2 separate regions of the Homo sapiens genome follow, and region 2 is linked to region 1. The links are chromatin loops, found by intact Hi-C in ENCODE. Cell type or tissue: Calu3. All regions are shown on one strand. Links, peaks and the distances in the headings refer to the core of each region. The heading gives the core; the rest is flanking DNA. Region 1 overlaps IQCK (IQ motif containing K). Region 2 overlaps VPS35L (VPS35 endosomal protein sorting factor like).

Evidence for each region. Hi-C counts contacts between places; a loop is a spot of excess contacts. Peaks named below come from ENCODE experiments on the same cell type or tissue, not always from the same donor. Only the 100,000 strongest peaks of a DNase experiment are listed, where the experiment ranks them.
Region 2: a loop joins it to region 1, with 2.5 times the contacts of the local background. A loop is called at or near these places in 14 of 110 quality-filtered maps.

The regions. Positions count from the first base shown.
Region 1 is chr16:19,751,347-19,756,722 of GRCh38, reverse strand. The region is part of intron 4 of IQCK (IQ motif containing K); the gene reads right to left. Among named protein-coding and RNA genes, the nearest start is that of IQCK-AS1, 12 kb to the left of the region's middle. In Calu3, for the core only: no CTCF peak of the experiment used is centred there; a DNase peak (open chromatin) is centred at 2,592.
Region 2 is chr16:19,698,320-19,703,695 of GRCh38, reverse strand. It overlaps VPS35L (VPS35 endosomal protein sorting factor like), which reads right to left. Exons shown (of 31, transcript NM_020314.7): 30 at 4,048-4,194; 31 at 2,533-3,318. The coding sequence ends at 3,220. It overlaps KNOP1 (lysine rich nucleolar protein 1), which reads left to right. Exons shown (of 5, transcript NM_001012991.3): 5 at 1-1,759. Among named protein-coding and RNA genes, the nearest start is that of KNOP1, 17 kb to the left of the region's middle. RefSeq lists enhancers at 3,605-4,259, 4,260-4,915. In Calu3, for the core only: no CTCF peak of the experiment used is centred there; a DNase peak (open chromatin) is centred at 3,235.

The DNA of each region.
Region 1 (5,376 bases), core at 96-5,095:
GGTTTCACTGTGTTAGCCAGGATGGTCCTGACCTCGTGACCATCTCCTGACCTCATGATCCGCTGGCCTCGGCCTCCCAAAGTGCTGGGATTACAGGCGTGAGCCACTGCGCCCGGCCATGGAGCCTCTTTTATAAGGACACGAATCTCACTCATAAAGCCTCCACCCTGATGGCCTAATCACCTCCCAAAGGCTCTACCATCTAATATCATCACACTGGAGATGAGATTAACATATGAATCTGGGGGGAAGATATAGACATTCAGATCATAGTACCTCAGTTACTGGGCTTGTTTGTTTGTTTAGTCATATTCGGCTCGATTTTGCTGTGATAATAACTAAACTTCAAGTCTCAGTGGCTTATCTTGTCAATGGTTTATTTTTCACTCATGTTACATGAACATTTCAATCAGCTGTGGCTCTCTGCTCCATGCTGTCTTTACTCTAGGACTCAGGCTGACAGAGCAGCCTGTATCTCAAATATCACCAGCTCTTATGGCCAATCAAAAGAATATGGTGAACTATGCTTTGCCGATTGATTGATTGATTGAGACACTATCACCCAGGCTGGAGTGCAGTGGCACAATCAAGGCTCACTGCAGCCTCAACTTCCCAGATTCAAGTGATCCTCCTGCCTCAGCCCCCCAGGTAGCTGGGACTACAGGTATGCAACACCAGGCCCAGCTAATTTTTTTGAATTTTAGTAAAGACAAGGTCTTGCTATGTTGCTTGGGCTGGTCTTGAACTCCTGAGCTCTAGTGATCCTCCAGCCTCGGCCTCCCAAAGTGCTGGCATTACAGGTGTGAGCCACTGGGCTTGGCCTGTTTTGACTCTTTCAGCATGTGTTTGGAAATGATATATGTCATGCCCATCCATTTTGCTGACCAAAGCAGTCAGTCACATGGTCAAACCTCCATTAGGGAGAGGCCAAAAATATTTCTGAAGTATAATCTCTTCTACCACAGGGAGTGACACAGTAAAGGTAAAAGAAATGGTGGGGAAAATGAGAATCTCTCTGGCTGGTGGCAGAGCCAGGTCTCAGGAAGACCTGGACCATTGCTTATGGCTGTTCAGGGCACAGGTGAGGCTACAGTCATCCAACAACGGTTCTGGTTCCGGTTCTAGTTATGTGGAGCTCAGCTCCTTGGCCATGGCTCCTTTCATTGCTTGCTGTTGCTTTCTCTGCTGTTCTCTCCTAATTGATTCTCTGTCCTCCTTTCTCTGCCTTTAAGGTTGTCTCTAGGTGTCCCCCTCTCCCTACGCTACAGTCTGCCTGTTCTCTCTGCAGTGTGACATCCCACCTCCCCAGATGGGAGAATCTGATAGGACTAGTTGGATACTCCCAAGAGAGACCATCTCTGTTGGGTGGACCATTTCACAGTCATTTGCCATCTAAGAGTGGCTGCCCAAGGGCCTGATCCATATTCCTGGTTCAATCACTTGTATTCAGGGTGATGGAGACATGGATAAAATAGGGACAAAGAACAGCAGTTAAGGACTGTGGATGTGGCATACACATAGAACATCACAGCCTCCTTTCCCACGTATTTTCCACAATACATTTCCAGATACCCGATAATTCCCATACACGATGAAACCATCCGTAACTATGATCCCAGAAATAAGCATACACTTGGCCTATAACCAGATGCCAAAATATTTATAGCAAACTGCAAACAGGTATTCACATTTTTTTTTCCATTGAGAAGGCATTTCATTAGAGAAAAATAATACTTCTCTAAAGAAGTTCAAAAAATGCACTAATAACATTGACCAAGACCTCCAGCCCAGGCCACAGGGTCATTTCAGAAAGTGTTTTGGCTGAAAAGGGATCATGCTAAAATAATTCTACCACACCTTTCCTGCCAGAATCTATTGTTTCCACTCCTTAGAAATTTTTTCGAACAAAAGCTGATGGTATTACTAATTTTCCTTATTGGTCAAGACCAGGAAATAGAGTTTCTTCCCTCACTGACCAAAGCCCTTGTACTTTTAAAAGGATATTCAGGTTTTTAATTATAAGAAGGAAAATAACTACAATGAATGACTATGAGATGGGCAAGGAATGTAAAAAGAAAAAAAAAAGAAAGAGAAAAAAATTCTGTAATTTTACAGAATTATTCGTAGTAGCAAATTTTTGTGTCGTGAGATCATCAAAGAACTTGTCAGGAGTTAGAAACAGTTTCCTGATACCAACTATGGTCTACAATAGTCTTCACTGTAATGGAATTTGATAAGCAACCAAAAGCCGAAAGGGAAAATTTTACGTTACATGGAGTAAGATAGGAGAAGAGGCGGTCTTATGGCCTCTACCCAGAGTCCACATTTAATCCATATTTAAAGCTGACATAAAATTTATTTTCAGCCATCGTTTTACTCATGCACAAAACTGATTTCTTTCCAAATTAAGCAAAGTGCATTGTTCCAGTCTGACTCTGTTCAACAAACATTTACTTACTGTGTGCACGCCCTGTGTTAAACACAAGAGATAAAGAAAATGAGTAAGGCACGGCCCCAGTGTGGTTATTAAATGCCCCCAAACTGCCACCCTGCAGCTCCTGACCTGGGTAGTAAGTGACAGTAGGTGCAGATGGTTAACTCCGTCTCAGCTCCAGGTGTGAACCCTGATAAGGCAGGTGAGATAATCCCACCTCACCCCACCTAGACCTGAGCCAATCTGGTCCACATTTATCCTGGCCAAAGGGATGCACTGAATCAGGAATGGGCATGTGACCCACTTCAGAGTGATGAGATGTCAGGGGAGGTGTGCTGGAGCTTCTGGGAAGTTAATTTCCTTTGCTTTCCTGAAAGAGTTTGTTGTCCCCCTTCTGTTTGATGTAGTAGGTGGATACAAAGCCGAGGCAGTGGTCGCAGCTGTTTTGCCAATCCAAAGGAAGCCAGCCCGGGATAAAGCTGACTCTGCTAGAGGCCAAGCAGAGAGGCAGGAGAGAACCAAGTCCTCCTCAGTTATATCACAGAGTTCCTGAATCAAACCAACCCTGAAGCCTTCCCTCTCTACCTTGGGGCCTTCTAGTTTCCTGAGCCAATAAATCCTCTGTATTATTTAAGTCAGTTTCCTGCTAGTTGCAACATAATGCACCCTAACCAAGATACGTGCTCAGTATCCCTTCCATCTTATTTTGGTAACAGCACCCTGAGTTCCTTTCAGGAATCCATCTTTCCCCAGCAAAAACTATGGGCTTTGGATGCCTAACAGGCCACTAAATCACAATTCCCCTAGTTCCAAGGACCTATTCCAAAGCAGGTATGTTTATTTATTTATTTATTTTATTTTTAGAGACAAGGTCTTGCTCTGTCACCTAGGCTGGAGTGTAATGGCATGATCATAGTTCACTGCAGCCTTGAATTCCTAGGCTCAAGGGATCTTCCTGCCTCAGCTTCCTGAGTAGCTAGGACTACAGGCACATGCCACCTGTAATGCTCAGGTAATTTTCAAAAATTTTTTTTTTTTTTTGTAGAGATAGGGGTTTTGCTATGTTGCCCAGGCTGGTCTCCTGGGTTCAAGCAATTCTTCTGCCTTGGCATCTCGAAATGTCTGGGATTACAGGCATGAGACACTATGCCCAGCCCAAATTACTCAGACAATTGACCCGAGTTGGCTCAATTAGAGAGAAACTCTGGGAGAGACTCTCTCTCTCTCTCTCTCTCTGCTACACTTGAGCCTTATAGGACATAGGCTGGTGCCACAAAATGAGGGCTCATTTGAGGGTGGAGCCAACCCAGACGAAGCAGTCAAGAGAAGAAGAGAGAGAACAGTCATGGAGACATCATCTGGGTCACCAGATCAAGCTGTGCTGGAAGATCTCCCTGTGGGCCTCTTGTCTACATTTTTTAAAAGGTCCGGGCACGATGGCTCATACCTGTAATCGCAACACTTTGGGAGGCTGAGGCAAGTGGATCATTTGAGCTGAGAAATTCGAGACCAGCCTGGCCAACATGGCAAAGCCCCATCTCTACAAAAAATACAAAAACTAGCCAGGCATGGTGGCATGTATGCCTATAGTCCCAGCTACTCAGGAGGCTGAGGTGGGAGGATCGTTAGAGCTGGGGTAGATTGAGGCTGCAGTGAGCTATGATCTGACTCCAGCCTGGGCAGCAGAGTGAGACCCTATCTCAAAAAATAAATAAGTAATATATAAAGAAAGAAAGAAAACAATCCCTTTCTACTTAGGACAGTTTGAATGGGGTTTTCTGCCATGTTCAGGACCTGCCCTCAAAGAGTTAACTCCAGCAAATAAGGAAATCTTAGCTCTGCATACTTAATACTCCCCAGCTGAAACAAACTCATTTGAGTTTCCACTACTTTTTACTGCTAACAATATAAGCCTTTTATCAAAAAATGCTTACAGTAAAAATGATTAACTTTACTCTGAGTGTTCAAAATATTTTCAGAGATGCATCAGAAAGAATTTCCAAGTGAAGTTTGCAATGTAGCCACTGAGCCAGCTCTGTTTAATATAGCAGTTCAATTAAATTCTAATTAAATTCTGATCGCTCGTGTTCCAATTAAGCTAATCCAAAGGCAGGGCTGAATGTCATGGAATTCCTTAAGAATATCAACCTAACTGTAAGGTTTAATCTTCATAATGCTATTTACACATCTCAGACTTAATTTGTTCCAGTGGAATGCAATGCAGGTCACGGTAGAGCAGGAATGGTACTGTGGCCTTTTAACTAGACTTCAGTCTAAAAACACTGTTGAAGTTCTATTTTAACAATTGCACAGTTGATTTCCTGCCTTACAACCTTTTCCCCTTCCAACTCTTGTAGAGTGTGGCCAGCCCAGGGGCACTCAGGAAGGCAGCTATAACTATAATCGGAAGATCAGAAAGGTCAATGGCAATGCAGATTCAATAAGGAGAAGGCAAGTCTTTGTACAAACTCTACTCCCACAGATTTTGATCTCAGGATCAAAATTATTTGCACACCTAGCTTCAAAGCCATGCCTCCGAGAAACCAAGGGATCTGGAGCACTCCCTTCAAGGCCTGCTCTCTGCTTGGAGAAGGCATGCCAAGCTCTTTGTTAAAGGAAGCTACTGGCAGAGGCTTGATGACACACCTGTCCTGATCCATCTCGCTACTCCTGCCTAAAACAGAATTTATTCTTTCTCTCATTGCCTACCTGGACCCCAACTCTCTTTCCTCTGGCTTTGCACTTGCTCACATTTGCCTCCCTCCTTCAAACATAATTTTAAAATTTATTTTTATTTATTTATCTTTTTTAAAGATAGGGTCTCGCTCTGTCACCCAAGCTGGAGTGCAGTGGTGTGATCATAGCTCACTGCAGCCTCAAACTCTTGGGCTCAAGCAATCCTCTCACCTCAGCCTCCCGAGTGCTGGGACTATAGGCACATG
Region 2 (5,376 bases), core at 377-5,376, 53 kb after region 1:
GAGCTCCCATCCTTTGTAAATTAACATTGGTTTGAGCACCACCCTCCATCACGGCTGCAGTGAGCCATGATTGCACCACTGTGTTCCAGCCTGGGTGACAGAGCAAGACCCCATTCCAAAAAAAAAAAAAAATTTGCCAAATAGACACAGTCCTCACAAAAGAAGTTGGCAGAATAACACCCCTTCCTACCACATCTCCTCAGAACCTGTGTATTTGTTAGGTTACGAAACAAAAGGGAATTAAGTTTGCTAATCAGCTGACCTTAAAACAGGAAGAGGATCCCGTGTTTCTGGGTGGGCCGGAGGAATCACAAAGATCCCTAAATGTGGAAGAGGAAGGCAAAAAAGAGTCCACATCAAAGAGACTTAAGAAAGACTTGACTAGACACTGCTGGTTTTGAAGATGGGAAGGGAAGGGTCAGAAGCCAAGGAATGTGTGTGCTGTCTAGAAGCTGGAAAAGGCAAGGAAGTAGATTCTCCCCTAGAGCCTCCCAGAAGGAGCGTAGCCCTGCTGATGCCTTAATTTTAGCTCAGTGAGACCAGGCGGACTTAAGACCTATAGAACCGTCAGATGACAACATTATGTTTTAAGCCGCTACAATTGTGGCAATTTGTTAAAGTAACAATAGAAGACCTAATGTAAGTAAGTCTCATGTGGAAGTTGCCATGGTTTTGTTTTTCTTTCTTTTTTTTTTTTTGAGACAGTCTCACTCTCACTCCACGCCCAGGCTGGAGTGCAGAGGCGTGATCTCAGCTCACTGCAACCTCCACCTCCAGGGTTCAAGCGATTCTCCTGCCTCAGCCTCCTGAGAAGCTGGGATTACAGGTGAGCACCACCACACCCAGCTAATTTTTTTTTGTATTTTTAGTAGAGATGGAGTTTCACCATGTTGGCCAGGATGGTCTTGATCTCTTGGCCTCATGATCCACCTACCTCAGCCTCCCAAAGTGTTGGTATTACAGGCATGAGCCACCGCACCCAGGCCCCATCATTTTTATTTTCTACAATTCTGGCTGACATCTTATTGCTCCATCCTTGCTAATGATAGACTTCATCTCACATAGACCAGTGTTTTCAGAGACCGGCTTATTGATTCAGTAAAGGGCTGGGGGAAACTGCACACACAAGGACATATAAAATCTAAGCCTCTGCCTGGGCCACATGACAGGATTCAGAAGCACCTTTGATATAATGGGTGCCCGACCTCATGTGAAAGTCCAAGTTCAGGTGTAATGTGAGAGCGGTAAGAATTCACTGGCCTAGGCTTGGGAACTAATGCTGCCCACCACGTTCAGCCTCAGAGGAGAAGAAATGACTTGAAGAACATAATTTGTGAATTTGCCAATTGTTTTTCATTTTATAGCATCACACAGTAAAAGTAGATAAAATAATTTTAATGAAAATACTTCTGTGGGCCAGGTGCGGTGGCTTACGCCTGTAATCCCAGCACTTTGGGAGGCCGAGGCGGCGGATCACCTGAGGTCAGGAGTTCTAGACCAGCCTGACCAACATGGAGAAACCCCATCTCTACTAAAAATACAAAATTAGCTGGGTGTGGTGGCGCACTCCTGTTATCCCAGCTACTCAGGAGGCTGAGGCAGGAGAATTGCTTAGACTCGGGAGGCGGAGGTTGGGGTGAGCCGAGATCACGCCATTGTACTCCAGCCTGGGCAACAAGAGTGAAACTGTCTCAAAAAAAAGAAAAAAAAACAGAATTTTGTGAAATAAAGGCCACTTGGGAGTATCTGAGCCACCCCACAATGCTGTCTGAGTTTCTGTATGATTTAGTAGAGGGGAGGGAAAGAAGCATTCATTAGTGTCTGCTGTCCTTTAATTTTTTTTGAGATGAGATGATATTTTGCTCTTGTCACTCAGGCTGGAGTGCAGTGACGCAATCTCGGCTCACTGCAACCTCCGCCTCCTGGGTTCAAGCGATTCTCCTGCCTCAGCCTCCCAAGTAGCTGGGATTACAGGTGTGTGCCACCACGCCTGGCTAATTTTTGTATTGTTAGTAGAGACGGGGTTTCACCATGTTGGCCAGGCTGGTCTCGAATTCCTGACCTCAGGTGATCTGCCTGCCTCAGCCTCCCAAAGTGCTGGGATTACAGGCGTGAATCACCGTGCCCGGCCAATAAATTGATTTAAAAAAATTTTTTAGCCCCTTTTACTGTCTGAGGTTAACTGAGTGTTCAACTGTAGTCTTGTATTTCTCAGAGTAAAGATGAAATGTAATCTATGTCCAGTTCCAGTGTGGATCTTGTAGAAGCACAATAGTTTGGGGCATTTTTAATCCACAGTGTGGATGCATTTTCATAATGGCAGTGGCTGAGATGATGAATCACCCATCAGTATGAATGTTTTTACTGATTCAAAATGAAATGTCGGTGCAAGCTCACCAGCCGTAATAGAAGAATCAGGTTCCACCAAACTGTTGGAAGAAAAGCAGACAGAATCACATGCTGTTTAGAATTGTGGCTGCAAAACAAACCAGGATAATATATTTAGACACGGTCTTTCTCTTCTGGAGGAAGACAGTCAGAAGTAATTAAATGAACAGTCATGAACATAAATGCTCCTTCAGGACATTTATTCAGTTACTGTATACTGAAGCCACAGAGAATCTCAAATTTGACCTCGCTTTCTCCTTTGATCCACCAACACAGATTCTAAGTCCAATCAAGAGCTGCTTTTGATAGGAAAAAGAGTTAATGGAGTGCTATTTCTGCCTTTTATAAATCCTCCATAGGGGTTCAGGTAACACAGTTCCAGACTTTGGGTGTGCTCTAACTTTAAGGTACAAAGTCTGGAATGGAATGGGTCTGGAACAGTGGCACTTTGAAAAGCAGTCCACTTTTAAAGTCCTTATTTCTAAACTATGAAAAAACAAACACCTTCCAGAGAAGAAAGATGTTACTTGCATTCTTGTTTCTCTCTTGCTAAAAAGGCCCATCAGATCGGGCTGAGTAGACCGAAGGCCACTTGTGCAAAGACAACACAGAGACTGCTTCTTAGTGAAGATTGCATTTTAATGCTCTGACAACTCCCATTTCTTCATTGTCAGAATAACCTGGATAGAGGCCAAAGCTTAAAACAATTTGTACATATGTAAAAAGAAAAGAAAAATGAGAAACCTAAATTGCCGTAAGAGTTCAGGGCAGCAGAGCAGATCTTTCTGGATTTGGCACCAGAGTCCCTGAGCCTGGGGATGGGCCCGGGGGTCAGGTCCTTGTTTGCAGAGGGAGTCTGAGGGCCAGCTCCGTCAGATGAGTCATGTCTGGTTGTTTGCTTTGCTTCTTGATGTATTCTAGCGTTTTCACCTATGAGGAAAAAGAAAGATCCATCTCCTTTCTGGTTCATTATCCTTGGAGCCCAAGGCTCTAATGAATCAGCCATTATGTGAGCTTAGATTTCTTAGCAGAGAAGAGTGAGTTTTTTGAGGGATGAGAGGAGGGAAGAAATCAAAGTCTTCAACTTCTTGGATTGCAGCTTGCCCTAAAAATCAGATTTGGACGTGACCAGAAATGACTGATGTTTTGTATGTATGGTTCCTATTCAGAGGGAATAGACTTTTAAGGCTATGCTTTTGTTCTTTGTTTTGGAGACAAGGTCCTGCTCTATCACCCAGGCTGGAGTGCAGCGGTGTGATCATAGCTCACTGCAGCCTCGAACTCCTGGGCTCAAGCCATCCTCCCTCTTCAGCCTCCCGAGTAGCTGGGACTACACATGTGCACCACCATGGCCGGCTAATTTTTTATTTTTTGTAGAGACCTGGTCTCACTATGTTGCCCAGGCTGGTGTCAAACCCTTAGCCTCAAGCGATCCTCCTGTCTCAGCCTCCCAAAGTGCTGGGATTATAGGCATGAGCTGCCACACCTGGCCAGCTCTGCTTTTTACTGCTAGGAAGTGATCCAGTAGAAATGGACCAAGTGCTTTTCTAAAAGGGGAGTATGGGGTTGTCTGTCTGATGTCCAGGCCACAATGCTGTGTTGAGGGTGGTTGTGCACTGGCCAGTGGGCTTATACCACGGGGCCCTCCGAGCGCCTCACCATGGTCCTGGTGTCTGCACAGCCGTGCCTCTGTGCCAGGTGCCACAGGTTGACGGAGAGCTGGTTGAGCTTGTTGTTGCGTAGGTCCCCATGGGCCAAGATGCTGTTAAAGAAGGAAAGGCCCAACGAGCTCTGGCGCTTCAGGGCCTGAAACAGAAAAGGGAGGTTACTGCCTTGCACTGGGGCTCAGGCCGTGCCCCGCAGAGATGCTGTGGACAGTGCTGACTCTGGGGTAGGTCATGCCTGAGTTCCAGTGCCAGCTCTGCCATGTATTTGCTGTAGGGCAAGCTGCTGAACCTCCCAAAGTCCCAGCTGCTTCATCTGTAAGTGACAGTAAGGTCACCCCTGCAAAGGGCGGGGATTCAGTAAGATGACGAAGCTCTGTGCCCACAGATGGTCATTACTCATGAAATGGAAGAAACTCACCAGTCAGTGAGGTCGAGGAATGAAGGGTACCCCAGCAGGGACAAGCCTTGCTTTAATGCAAGTACAGCTGAAAACTGAAAGGCTTCAGCTCACCTCTTTCAGATGTGTCCTCAAACTACCCAAAGCTGCAGTCAGTATTCCTGCCCCTGGGCTGCCGGTAATAAAGACCAAAACACATCTCCCGAACTGAGCTCCCCAATCCTTGGTGCCCATATCCAGCCTTTACACGCTGACATCAGATCTTTCCTTTCTTGCTCAATCATCTGATGTGAGAGGTATCTTGCCAAAAAAAGTCTAACCACAGTGTCACGGCAGACCGAACCTGAACTCCAGCTTTGAGTGATAAAGACAAAAGGGAAAATAAATCTCCAGAATGCAACACCAGGCCCAGGAGAGAGGATACAACTTCCCCAAGGTAAACGAAGGCCCCTGGAAAAGCCACATCAACAGGTGGGTACCTGCTGTTCAGGAAGCCCATGGGGCCACGGCAGATCCCACATCTGCACAACATCAGTGCTGCCAAGAGTCTCATGTCTGCTCCCTGACAGTGAATGCGTGTAAGAGCCCTTAAGAGTGTGCCAGGGATTCTGCTCTGTGCTTTATACAACTCGCGTGATTTAACCTTCATGACAGCTCCGTGGCAGGTACACTCCTAACCGCCCATGATAGAATTCTAGAGGTGTCCCCCAGCATTCCTTCCCGTTATTCAAACATGAATCCCGGTGCTGCTGTGGAGAGACTGCAGATGGAATTAAGGTAGGGAGCATATCTTAGATGACCTGAGTGGGCCCTCGAATCACTGGAGCCCTTAAAAGCAGAAGCATTTCTCCGACCAGAATCAGAGACAAGCAGTGGAAGAGAAAAACAGGAAAGAGGAGGAAGAAGGGAAGCCAGAGATTCAAG